Regions from separate parts of the Homo sapiens genome. Here region 2 is linked to region 1. Evidence: read pairs that join two places in POLR2A ChIA-PET (ENCODE). Cell type or tissue: GM12878. All regions are shown on one strand.

What was found. Peaks named below come from ENCODE experiments on the same cell type or tissue, not always from the same donor. Only the 100,000 strongest peaks of a DNase experiment are listed, where the experiment ranks them.
Region 2: POLR2A ChIA-PET joins it to region 1 with 8 read pairs; 1 of 35 experiments calls an interaction of 5 or more read pairs at or near these places.

What each region holds. Positions count from the first base shown.
Region 1 is chr16:57,610,723-57,614,722 of GRCh38, forward strand. No RefSeq gene overlaps it. Among named protein-coding and RNA genes, the nearest start is that of ADGRG1, 16 kb to the right of the region's middle. RefSeq lists an enhancer at 3,869-3,918. In GM12878, no CTCF peak of the experiment used is centred here; no DNase peak of the experiment used is centred here; H3K27ac peaks cover 700 bases.
Region 2 is chr16:57,339,621-57,343,620 of GRCh38, forward strand. No RefSeq gene overlaps it. Among named protein-coding and RNA genes, the nearest start is that of CCL22, 17 kb to the right of the region's middle. In GM12878, no CTCF peak of the experiment used is centred here; DNase peaks (open chromatin) are centred at 181, 1,691 and 3,770; H3K27ac peaks cover 1,882 bases.

The DNA of each region.
Region 1 (4,000 bases):
CACTTGGACCGCTTCAGCTCTCCACGGGTCAGGCTGGACAGCCCTGTGACCACAGCTTGTCACTGGAGTGTCTTTTCTTCAGGGCCCCTCTTGAGTAGGAGGAGACCAGGCTTTGAAGGTTCCTGAGAGGAGATGTACGGGACCTGAATACAGCTTTCCTGACCTGCCCCTCATAGGAGCCTGCAGGGAGGTGAGATGGGGACCCAGGACAGGGCTGAGGGCAGGCAAGGGCCAGGGGTGTGTTGGAGCTTGCTGTTTTGGCTTGCAAGAACTGGTGGTTAAATTTTTAGGCATTTTGTGAGTTGGTTGTTAAACATAGCCACTGTTAAGAATTAAATTACATACACAAAATTAAATTACAGTCATGTGTTGCATAATGACGTTTTGGGCAATGACAGACCACATAGATGACGGTGGTCCCATAAGATTATATGGGTCATATAAAGAAAGCTACAGATAGCACTTCATATTGGCCTTGCAGATCAACTAGGGGGAAATGACTGATATTCAGTAACGGTGCTGGGACATTTGGTTTTCCATGTAAGAATATATAAATTTTAAAATGCATCCTCTAGGTTTGGATAAATGCACTCTATGATGTTTGCACAATGGCAAAATCACCTAATGACGCATTTCTCAGAATGTGTCCTTGTTCAGTGACTCATGACTGTGTATTTAAAAAGATAATAAATACTCAGAATGAAACACTTTCTGATTATTTTACCACCATCATTCGTTGTAATGGATTGAATCCTGTTCCTCTTTGCCCCAAATTCTTAAGTTAAAGTTCTAACCCTGAGTACTTCAGAATGTGAGCTTATTTGGAGATAAAGTCTTTACAGAAGTAAGCAAGTTAATTGGCGTTTATTAGCGTGGGCCTTAATCCGATATGACAGGTGTGCTTACAAAATGGGGGAATCAGACAGAGACACACACACACAGGGAGGGCACCATGTGAAGATGAAGGCAGAGATCGGAGTGAAATTTCTACAAGCCAAGCAGTGCCAAAGATGGCCAGCCAACCACCAGAAACCAGGGGGAGAGGTGTGGGACAGATTCTCTTTCATAGTCTTCAAAGGCACCAACCCTGCCAACACCTTGATCTTGGACTTCTAACGTCTAGAACTGTGAGAGAATACATTTCTGATCAAGCCACCCTGTTTGTGGTACTTTGCTGTGATAGCCATAGCAAATGAATCCATCTGTGCTCTTGAAGTTGCCATCTGTTGCACTGGTAGAGTAAAAAGAATGGTGAGCTTCTGTGCACCTTTTCCAAATGCCGTGTTCGATGTTTGCTATCTTGCAATTGGCCGTGGCAGAAGTATTTATTTATTAAAACTTTTTTTTTTTGGTAGAGATTGGGGTGGGTCTCAGGAGGTTGCCCAGGCTGGTCTTGAACTCCTGGCCTCAAGCGATCCTCCCACCTTGGCCTCCCAAAGTGTTGAGATTACAGACACTGCACCTAGTCAGAGAGTATTAAAACCACGGAAATCTACAAATGTTACAAATCAGGACTTGCTTTGTTGTTTTGTTGATTGTCTAGATAGAGTTGAGAAAGCAGTGAAATGTTATTAAGGCATATTCCATGCAATCAATGTGTCATGTCTGTAGCTGTTACATCACGAACAGCACAAACAATTTGAAAACCATGATCCGATTCAGCCAACTATTCAAAATCTGTATTCAAAATCAGACTCAGCAAAGATTCCAGTATCTGAAGACCATAATCCCACTCGGCAAAAAATTGCTCACGTCATTGATGGACAAATGAAATTCCGACACGTATCTTTGTTGTTTCCTTTTTTTTCTTGTTAATGTAAATGAAAATATCAATATAGGTATCCAAACAACACTTAGAGAGCCTGTTGTCAATATTTAGCAGCCCACCACTAATGTGGGGCGGAGGAGGCCAGCTCTGGCCCGCCCAGGACTGAGGGGCCCAAGGCTGCAGGGCCTGCACGGGTGGGTGGACCGACTGCCTGCGTTTCAGCTGCTCTGGGTGGACCAGTTCCAGTGTCTCCTCCCTGGGAGTGGGGTGGGGGGCTGCCTTCCTACCCTCTACCCTGGGAGGCTTCTGCAGGGTTTCTGCTTGGTTCCTAGTGATCTCCGGCTATCAGGACCCTGTGGTGTTAGCAGCTGAATTTGTTTTTCTTTTCTTTCTTTTCTTTTTTTTTTTTTTTTTTTTTGAGAAGGAGTCTCTCTCTGTCACCCAGGCTGGAGCGCAGTGGCGCAATCTCGGCTCACTGCAACCTCCACCTCCCGGGTTCAAGCAATTCTCCTGCTTCAGCCTCCCGAGTAGCTGGGATTACAGGCGCCCACCACCACGACTGGCTAATTATTTTTTGTATTTTTAGTAGAGACAGGGTTTCACCGTGTTGGCCAGGCTGGTCTCCAACTCCTGACGTCAAGTGATCCGCCTGCCTTTGCCTCCCAAAGTGCTGGGATTTAGGCATGAGCCACTGCACCCAGCCAGCAGTTCAATTTCTTGATGGGGAAGTAAGAGAAGAAATAAAAAATCAATGATGTAATTAATCAAGTAATTCAATAAATATGAAGGCAAATACATGTAATGAAAGGGCAATGAAAAAAGCAAACTAAAAAAACAAAAGAGTGGAGATAATTATGCCTGGTCTGGCATGCAGGAGAGGCTGCTAGGCCTAGCATTGATCGATAGCCTTTATCTTGTCAGAGCAGGGCTGAGTCCTTCAGCTACCCTCCTTGAAATATAAATCGATCCCCTCACTCCCTTTTGAATCCACCCATGGCTTCCTGCTTCCCTCGGACTAAAATTATACTTCCGTTCCTGTCTTCACAGCCCGGCTCTTTGCCCTCATCTCCTTTGCCTCTGTGCTCCAGTCACAATTACCAGATCCTAGTTTCTCCAACATGCTGAGGATATTCCTCACTCCGAGCCTTTGCACATGCTGTTCCTTCTGTCTGGTATGCTGAGCCCCAGGCCCACTCTTTCCACGGCTGGCTCCTCCTTATCCATTAGGACCTTGTTACAAACATCACCTCCTCCAAGGAGCCTTCCCTAATTACCTGGCTAAAGTGCATTCCCTATTTCATTTCATCTTCACTCTTTTGTTGTTTAGGTTGCTTTTTAAATTGCCCTCCCATTACATGTATTTGTCTTTGTATTTATTGAATTATTTGATTAATTACTTCATTGATTGTTTAATTTCTTACCTTACTTCCTCATCAAGCCATCAGCTCCATGAAGGCAGGGATGGTTTCTGGGCTCTGTCAGGTATGCAGAGCCCAGCTTGAGGCCTGGCACTTGGTGGGTACTTAGGAAATGTTCGTTGAATGAATGAATAAAATACATTCACTGAGAAACTGTATGACCTAGAGATAAATCATGGACCTATGGTCCAACAGAGATATGGATTCAAGTCCTGCCACTGGCACTTATTGCTGGTGTGCTCTGGGACAGGTTCCTAAATCTCTTTAGGCCTCAGTCTCCCTGTCTATAATCCCCTATGTAATTCCCTTCAAATGATTGTTATGGGGATTAAATAAATCAATCCATGCAGTTTTAGGAATGGGCTTGGCACAGAGAGGTGCTTGGGAGTGTTGGATGCCAGTATTCTTATAAGTAAAGGGATGTGGGACTTTGGGGTTCAGGGGTTCAGGGGTTCAGAGCCTGACTTTCCATAAAAGAGGACGGGATAACTCCAAGAGGAGTTCTTGGAAGAAGGGGCATTTGAACTGGGCCATAAAGGGGGGTGGATGGCGTTTCTCTAGGCAGAGATGGCAGTAGGGAAATCAGGAGCCAGGAGGGACATCTGGTCCCAGAAAGAGATCTGCGGGCAGGCCAGGCCTGCTCCTGGCTGGTCCCAGAAAGAGACCTGCGGGCAGGCCAGACCTGCTCCAGGGCTGGGAGGAAAGCCACTGGGTGCCAGGGATACGCTCAGTATGAGCTGCCTTGTTCTAGGCCACGGCCTCTGCCCCCAGTCTTGACATTTGGTTTTCACCTGTTTCCTCTGGGTAGTTGACA
Region 2 (4,000 bases), 270 kb before region 1:
GGCAAGCAAAGACATGGCTGAATCTCCTAAACATAATGTTGAATGAAAGGAGTCAGGCACAGGCCAGGTGCAGTGGCTCATGCCTGTAGTCCTAGCTGCTAGGGGAGCTGAGGTGGGAGGATAGCTGAGGTTGAGGCTGAAGCGAACCGTGATCGTGCCACCGGACTCCAGTCTGGGTGACAGAGCGAGACGCTGTCTCAAAAAAAGAGAAGAAGTCAGGCATAAAGGAATGCTTTCTGTATGATTCAGTGTTTCTTTCTGTTCTTTGTTTGTTTGTTTTTTTGAGACAGTGTTTCTCTCTGTCACCCCCCCCGGCTCATTGCAGCCTTGGCCTCCCAGGCTCAAGTGATCCTCCCACCTCAGTCTCTCTAGTAGCTAGGGGCCACAGGCTTGCATCACCATGCCTGGCTAATTTTTGTATTTTTTTTTTTTTTTTTGGAGAGATGGGGCCTCACTACATTGCCTAGGCTGGTCTCGAACTTGGGCTCAGGTAATCCTCCTACCTCAGCTTCCCAAAGTGCTGGGATTAGAGGCATGAGCACCCAGTGCACCCAGTCACTTTTTCTATGATTCAAATAGAAATAACTAGTTTAGGTATTAGGAGCCAGAATGGGCTTTCCTTGGTGGTGGCAGCAGAGGGGTTGTGATGGAAGAGGTCATGAGGGGGTTTCTGGGTTCTTCTTCTTCTTCTTCTTCTTCTTTTTTTTTTTTTTTTTTTTTTTTTTTTGAGACAGAGTCTTGCTCTGTCACCCAGGCTGGAGTGCAGTGGCGTAATCTCTGCTCACTGCAACCTCTGCCTCCCGGATTCAAGCAATTCTCCTGCCTCAGCCTCCCGAGTAGCTGGGACTGCAAGCACCCACCAACACGCCTGGCTAATTTTTGTATCTTTAGTAGAGATGGGGTTTCACCATATTGGCCAGGCTGGTCTCAAACTCCTGACTTTGTGATCCGCCTGCCTCGGCCTCCCAAAGTGCTGGGATTACAGGTGTGAGCCACCATGCCCAGCTCTTGTTCTTCTTCTTCTTTTTTTATTTTTTAACTTTTTATCTTCTAGTAATTTCAAACTTACAGCAAATTTGCAAAAATAGAGTAAAGAAATCCTGTATTTCCTGTATTTCCATCATCCTGATCCACCAACTGTTAACATTTTACCACTTGAGAAAATAATAATTCTTTCCGTACGAGGAGTCCAAGCCCATGTAGATACAGCATCCCTGTGACAGTGACTTCCAGGATCCCACACTAAAAGAAGGGCAAGAGGAGGAGCCTTCTGACACATGGTTGGTCCTGGGGGACCCATTCCTTAGGTAGGTGGCCACTGACCACAGAAAGAGATGACACTGTTCATTGTCCAGTTTGAAGGCTCCTGAGATTCCAAACGCTCTTGGTTCCCCCCTGGTCTTCTCTATAATTCTCCATCTGTGTCCAGATTACCAGGCTTCAGGGTGAGTAAATAACAGGGAACCGAGGGTTGGGAGGCACTACGGAAAGAACCCTGGGCTCTGGGATAAACGTCCATACATTTTCTTCTTCTTTCTTCCCCTCACACCATTCCTCATGCTTTTCTGCTTCCCCTTTCTGCTTCCTTCCCTATAAGATGTCACCTCCTCTCAGTTTCAGCCACTACCTCTTGTCTGGGGACTGGGAGTTGGAGTTTCCCTGGGTCAAGCATGTCACCGTCCAGCTCGGGTGTTCCATCTGTGAAATGTGCAAGGGGCATTTATACCCTTTCAATCACCAAAGGCTGTTGTAAAGATCATTTGGAGCTGCGAATGTGCAAGTTGTTGATCCTCAAATAGCCTGGCAGTGGCAGGCATGACCAGTCCCATTTCACAGAGTCAGGGCCTGAGTCCCAAGGGCACAGGGCCTGGTAGTCAAGCTTCACTGCCAGTTGGTAGCAGAGCCCGTATCTCTGAGACTTAGGATATAGCCATGCTACTCACACCCTCACCCTACAGGCTATAAGATGACTCTCATTTTTATAGAATACCAAAAAGCCAATTGGAAACCCACAAAACATATCAAATGGCAGAAGAGGTAGATGGAATGTGTAGAATTGTTTGCTTTTCTAAGGGTTTTCTTCTTGAAGAAAGAGCAATTGTGGTTTTACAATGGGACTTGCTCGGAAATCCAGGCCAGGACAAGCTGCTTATTCAGAACAAAGTCCTGGAGGGTAAGTCATCTTCTCTTTGCCCAATCATTGTTCCTTGGAGGATGTCCATTATTTGCAGAGCCTGGCTGGCTCTTTGCCAAACCTATTTCCTCTTCTTGAGTACACCTCTTCTGTTTCCCAGCCTTCCTTGCAAACAGGTGAGGTCAGGTGTCTGAATTCTGGCTAATGGAATGTGATCAGAGCTGATGCACCCAACTTCCAGGCTTGGACCAAAAAAGTTTCCCACGCTCCAGGCCTGCTTCTATTTTCCCTTTTATGACTTGATGTAGATGAACACGGCGATCTGTTAACAACAGCAGAACCACAAATGGGAGGAGTCCGGGTGCCTGAACCGCCACTTGGAGAAGAGCTGCCCATTAATCAGGAACATCTGTTTTGGACTTTATGTGGTGAAACATAAACTTACTGTGTCTGAGCCATTATACAATTTGAGGTTTGTTTGTTATGACATCTGACGTTACAGTACCTAATACATGCCAGTTTACCTGATTCCAATGGTTCCTTTTTTAACTACAGAAGACATTTATATCCTTCACGTGTTCAATGATTTCTCCCACATAAATCAAAAGTATTTTCTTAGTCCCCTATTAGAACCTCAGGAATAAAGTGTGCTCCAGGGTTTCATCTCTCCCCTCTCTGAAGTGGATCTTCCTCTCATGACTCTGCCATCCCAAGGAATTCCTAAGAAGTATTTGCAATCAGAATTGGAATGAAGAGACAAGAAAAAGGAGAATTGATGATAGCAAGTATTGACTGTTCTTTTGAGTTTTACTGTAAAGGTCCAGCACCTGGAAGGGGATGTGGGATCTGTTTTCCTAATGCACTGTTTTCTTAAGATGGGAGAATTACTGGTTTGTTGCATGCCAGTGAGAATGCTACTGTAGGGCCGGGCGCGGTGGCTCACACCTGTAATTCCAGCACTTTGGGACACTGAGACAGGTGGATCGCTTGAGGTCAGGAGCTCAAGGCCAGCCTGGCCAACAAAGTGAAACCCCGTCTCTAAAAACAAATACAAAAATTAGCCAGGTGCGGTGGTGTGTGCCTGTAATCCCAACTACTTGGGAGGCTGAGGCAGGAGAATCGCTTGATCCCGGGAGGCAGAGGTTGCAGTGAGCCAAGATTGCACCAATGCACTCTAGCCTGGGCAACAGAGCGAGAGTCTGTCTCAAAAAAAAAAAAAGAGAGAGAGAGAGAGAATGATACAGTAGAAAGGAGGAAATTGATGATGCAGGAAAGAAACAGGAGAATTAGGAGTGATGTCCTTCAGGGGTGCCCAAACTTTTGGCTTCCCTGGGCCACATTGGAAGAAGAAGCATTGTCTTGGGCCACACATAAAGTACACTAACACTAATGATAGCTGATGAGCTAAAAAAAAAAAAAAAAAAAAGTCGCCCAAAAAATCTCCTAATGTTTTAAGAAAGTTTACGCATTTGTGTTGGGCCACATTCAAAGCTGTCCTGGGCCTCAAGCGACCCACAGGCCTTGGGTTGGACAAGCTTATCCTTGAGTGAGGAACAAGGAAAATGCAGTGGGCAGATGCGACAGTTGCAGGTGGGTGTGGTCTTCTGGTAACTTCTCGTTTCTTGGGGACATGGGAATCAGGGTCACAGGTTTCAAGTGCAGATCAGTGAGGAGGAGTTTGAAGGTTTGAGTGGAGACAGGAAAGTATGAAATAGTCAAAGAGAGTGGGAGAGCGAATGAGTCAGGGAAACGCAGTGGGACTTTTGGGTGGCACTGAGGTGAGTGATCTTGGATTTACCATTAGCGTGACTGGGTGGCTTTCTCCAGCCGTGTCAGCTGCACTGGGGCAGGTACAGAGTTGGTGGA